Linked DNA regions of Homo sapiens: region 2 is linked to region 1. A link is an interaction called in ENCODE POLR2A ChIA-PET data of the cell type or tissue named here. Cell type or tissue: A673. All regions are shown on one strand.

Evidence for each region. ChIA-PET counts read pairs that join two places held together with the same protein. Peaks named below come from ENCODE experiments on the same cell type or tissue, not always from the same donor. Only the 100,000 strongest peaks of a DNase experiment are listed, where the experiment ranks them.
Region 2: POLR2A ChIA-PET joins it to region 1 with 5 read pairs; 3 of 35 experiments call an interaction of 5 or more read pairs at or near these places.

Annotation. Positions count from the first base shown.
Region 1 is chr11:47,396,005-47,398,504 of GRCh38, forward strand. All of the region lies in intron 2 of SLC39A13-AS1 (SLC39A13 antisense RNA 1), which reads right to left. Among named protein-coding and RNA genes, the nearest start is that of MIR4487, 3.7 kb to the right of the region's middle. In A673, no CTCF peak of the experiment used is centred here; no DNase peak of the experiment used is centred here; H3K27ac peaks cover 298 bases.
Region 2 is chr11:47,297,546-47,300,045 of GRCh38, forward strand. All of the region lies in intron 24 of MADD (MAP kinase activating death domain), which reads left to right. Among named protein-coding and RNA genes, the nearest start is that of MADD-AS1, 27 kb to the left of the region's middle. In A673, no CTCF peak of the experiment used is centred here; no DNase peak of the experiment used is centred here.

The DNA of each region.
Region 1 (2,500 bases):
GTGAGGTGTCCTGAGAACTCCTAGCGGGACACTTGGAGCCGGATGGACAAACATCTGGGAGCCAAGATGAGAGGGAGAGGCAGCAGAGTTCAGAGCAGAGATGGGGCCAGCCCCAGGCCATGACAGCTGGCAGGCCCTCAACCATCAACCTCAGCCATCCCTGAACTTCTCCCCAGCCAGACCAGGTGGCCCAGGGCCTGGGGCTTGAAGGGCCTGGAGGTCACCGTGGGGCATGAGATGTCCACAGCCTCAGGACATAACCCGGGTGTATCTTCTCGGAACATCCACTCAGGTAGAAGACTGAGAGGAAGATGTTTTAGGAAAGGGGAGGGAAATCCCCACACATTAAAGAGAAGGATGCAAACTTGTATGATTTTTTTAAGATAAAATAAGGAATTTCAGGCTGGGCCCAGTGGCTCACACCTGTAATCCCAGCACATTGGGAGGCTGAGACAGGTGGATCGCCTGAGGTCAGGAGTTCGAGACCAGCCTGGCCAACATTGTGAAACCCCCATCTCTGCTAAAAATACAAAAATTAGCCAGGTGCAGTGCCACGTGCCTGTAATCCCAGCTACTCAGCTACTTGGGAGGTTGAGGCAGAAGAATCGTTGAACCCAGGAGGCGGAGGTTGCAGTGAACCAAGATTGTGCCACTGCACACTCCAGCCTGGGAGACAGAGTGAGATTCTGTCTCAAAAAAAAAAAAAAAAAAGGCTGGGCTTGGTAGCTCACGCCTGTAATCCCAGCACTTTGGGAGGCCGAGGCAGGTGGATCACCCGAGGTCAGGAGTTCGAGACCAGCCTGGCCAACATAGTGGAACCCCATCTCTACTAAAAATACAAAAATTAGCCAGGTGTGGTGGCACGCACCTGTAGTCTCAGCTACTTGAGAGGCTGAGGCGGGAGAATAGCTTGAACCCGGGAGGCGGAGGTTGCAGTGAGCCGAGACCATGCCATTGCACTCCAGCCTGGGTGACAGAGTGAGACTGTCTCAAAATAAATAAATAAATAAAATAAAATAAGTAAATAAACAAATGGAGAAATGCCTAGCTCAGAAGTTTGCAATGAGGGACAAATGAGGCTGTGGAGTGGGGCCTTGGGGTAATCGTTTGGCCGGCAACACACTGCGGCCACCCACCTGTCGCCCCCCTCTCACCTGCCTGAGTTGGGGTGAACACTCCAGCTCGCCACTCTTCTCTGAGAACCCCCAGGGCCCCTCCCTGGCCTCCCTCTGGCCCTTCCTGACCTGGAGGAGTCCTGAAGCTGAGGTTCCCAGCCCCACCCTCAAGGTGCTCCCTCTCTGGGACAGAAACCTTAGAGGCCCCAACTCCCACCTTGGCAGGACTCCCCAGTTCTGCTCACACTCTGTGCCCCTCACATGACATCCCCACTGCTGCCCCGAGACTGTCTTAATAACTAGAGGTATTCACCAGGCACTCTACATACACAGCATCTTGTAATCCTTGACGATGCAGGTATTCTCATCCCCATTTCACAGATAAGGAAACTGAGGCTCGGGGAGGACTGACAGGTGCAAGCTCAGCTGGCTAGAAAGGGGCAGCACTGGCCGGGCGCAATGGCTCACACCTGTAATCTCAGCACATTGGGAAGCCAAGGCAAGTGGATCACCTGAGGTCAGGAATTCGAGACCAGTCTGGCCAACATGGTGAAACCCCATCTCTACTAAAAATACAAAAATTAGCTGGGCATGGTGGCGGGCAGCTGTAATCCCAGCTACTCAGGAGGCTGAGGCACAAGAATAGCTTGAACCCAGGAGGCGGAGGTTGCAGTGAGCCGATATCATGCCATTGCACTCCAGCCTAGGTAACAGGGTGACAAAGCAAGACTCCGTCTCAAAAAAAAAAAAAAAAAAAAAGTAAAAGAAAGGGGCAATGCTGAGATGAGAACTCAGTTTTCCTGTGTGCCCATCCAGTGGAAGTCCCATGCAAACCCTGAGGCAAAGCAGCATCTCTTTGGAAAAAGACTTCAAGCCTTTTAGAGTCTCACTGCTGCCTCCAGGCCCACGGCCACCACCTCTTCCCAGCTCCCCTACCCTGTCCCTATTCTCAGTTGTCCTGCTTCTCCTGGTCCAGGCTGGAGGATATCAGAGTTGAAAAAATTCCAGCCTCAGGTGCCCATGGGACCAGAGAGATGATAAAATCCAGAAAGGGGATGAGCCAGGCTCCCCTTGGCTCTCAGCCCTGGGCATGAACACGTAACAGTGGGACTTAACTCCCTGGGAGACAGGCCCAAAGAGGCAGCATTCCTGGTGGTGAGACCTGAGTGCATCTGCACCAGACATTTCCGCATTTAAATCTCAGCTCTGCAATGGAGAGACCACCCCCTGGGTAAGTGACAACATGAAAATGGGAGAAAATGCCTCTCCTGGCCTGGAGATCTCACAGGAGGGAAATGTGTTTCTAACAGCCATGGGCCCAGCCCTCCTTCAGGCACCGGCTCTGTCCAGTAGGTACGATTATTACTCCCATTTTACATACGAGG
Region 2 (2,500 bases), 98 kb before region 1:
ACACTCTTCTCTTGCCTCAGCCTCCCAAGTAGCTGGGACTACGGGTGCCCGCCACCACGCCCAGCTAATTTTTTGTATTTTTAGTGGAGATGGGGTTTCACCATGTTAGCCAGGACGGTCTTGATCTCCTGACTTCGTGATCTGCTCGCCTTGGCCTACCAAAGTGCTGGGATTACAGGCGTGAGCCACTGCTCCCGGCCAAGGGTTTTCAATAATGTTTTCTTTTCTTTTCTTTCTTTCTTTCTTTTTTTTTTTTTTTTTGAGATAGAATCTTGCTCTGTCGCCCAGGCTGGAGTGCAGTGGCGCGATCTCTGCTCACTGCAATCTCCACCTCCCAGGTTCACACCATTCTCCTTCCTCAGCCTCCCGAGTAGCTGGGACTACAGGCGCCCACCACCATGCCCGGCTAATTTTTTGTATTTTTAGGAGAGATGGGGTTTCACCGTGTTAGCCAGGATGGTATCAATCTCCTGACCTTGTGATCTGCCCACCTCGGCCTCCCAAAATGCTGGGATTACAGGCATGAGCCACCGCGCCCGGCCTTCTTTACATATTAGTTCAACCTTCACCACAAAATCTAACCATGGATCGTAAAAATTAAATTGGCAACGGGGCTAGCCTGCTATACTTCCTGTTTACTTTTAGATGCTTTTCAAACCAATAAGGATGACATTTGTGGTGGAAGGAGCCAGAGTAATAGGAAAATTACTTCTCTTCGCTTAGAAGAAAATCCTCCACCTTGAGCATCTTCTGAACTTTTTACTATAAGACATCTCAGTGCTTGCTTGTACTCTTCAGCCGCATAACTGTGAAGATAGCAACCATCAGTTTCTCATAAATGGAAGCGGCAGTGAGAACCGTCTACAGCAGTTTGGCTTCAAGGCCTGTGTAGAGGCCCATTATTCCAAAACACCTGTTAGCCATTTGTATGTCTTCTTTTGAGAGAGATCTATTCAGCTCATTTGCCCATTTTTAAATAGATTATTTGTGTTTTTTTGCTGTTGAGTTTTTTCTTTCTTGTATATTCTGGCTATTAATCCCTTGTCAGATGAATAGTTTGTAAATATTTTCTCCCATTCTGCAGACTGTCTCTTCACTCATTTCATCGTGTCCTTTGTTGTGTAGAAGCTTTTTAGTTTAATATAATCCTGTTTTTGCTTTTGCTTTTGTTGCCTGTACTTTTGAGGTCTCCATAAACTTTTTGCCCAGACCAATGTCCTGAAGCATTTCTGCTACGTTTTCTTCTAGTAGTTTTATAGTTTTGGGTCTTACAGTTAAGTCTTTAATCCATTTTGGGTTGATTTTTGTATATGGTGAGAGCTAAGGGGTCTAGTTTTATTTTTCTGAATAATGGATATCAAGTTTTCCGAGCAGCATTTATTGAAGAGACTGTCCCTATCCCCAGTGAATATTCTTGGTTCCTTTGTCAAAAAACAGTTGGCTATAAATATATGGATTTCTTTCTGGGTTCTCTATTCTGTTCCATTGGTCTATGGGTCTGTTTTTTATGCCAGTAGCATGCAGTTATGGTTACTATAGCTTTGTCTTATATTTTGAAGTCTAGTAGTGTGATTCCTTTTTGTCCAGGATTGTTTTGGCTATCTGGGGTCTTTTGTGGTTCCATATGAATTTTAGGATTTTTTTTCTATTTCTGTGAAGAATACCGTTGGTATTTTGGTAGGGATTGCATTGAATCTGTAGATCACTTTTGGTAGTATGGTCATTTTCACAATATTCGTCCAATCCATGAACATGGTATATCTTTCCATTTTTTCCCTATACTCTTTCTTACATCAGTGTTTTTTATTTTTCCTCATGGAGATCTTTTACCTCCTTCATAAAAGATAAATTTCTCCTAAGAATTTATTCTTAGGGCATTAATTTGTGGCTATCGTAAATGAGATTGCCTTCTTGATTTCTTTTTCTGCTATTTTATTGTTGGTATATAGACACACTACTGATTTTTATGTTGATTTTGTATCCTGCAAGTTTATTGAATTCACTTATTAGTTCTGAGTTTTCTAGTGGAGATTTTAGGGCTTTTTTTTTTTTTTTTTTTTTTTTTTTAGATGGAACCAGGCTCAAGCAGTCCTTCCATCTCAGTCTCCCGAGTAGCTGGGACTGTAGGCATGCACCACCGTGCCCAGCTGATTTTTGTATTCTTTGTAGAGACAAGGTGTTGCCATGTTGCCCAGGCTGGTCTAGAACTCCTGGGCTCAAGCAGTCCACCCGCCTTGGCCACCCAAAGTGCTAGGATTAACAGGTGTGAAGCACAACACCCAGCCTAATTTTAGGGACAGTTTGACTTCCTTCTGTCCAAGTTGGATGCCCTTTATTTCTTTCTCTGGCCAATTGCTTTGATTAGCATTTCCAGTTGAATAAAAGTGGTGGAAGTAGACATCCTTGTCTTGCTACAGATTGTAGAGGAAAAACTTTCATCTTTCCCCATTCAGTATGATGTTGGTTGTGGGTTTGTCATATATGACTTTTATTGTTTTGA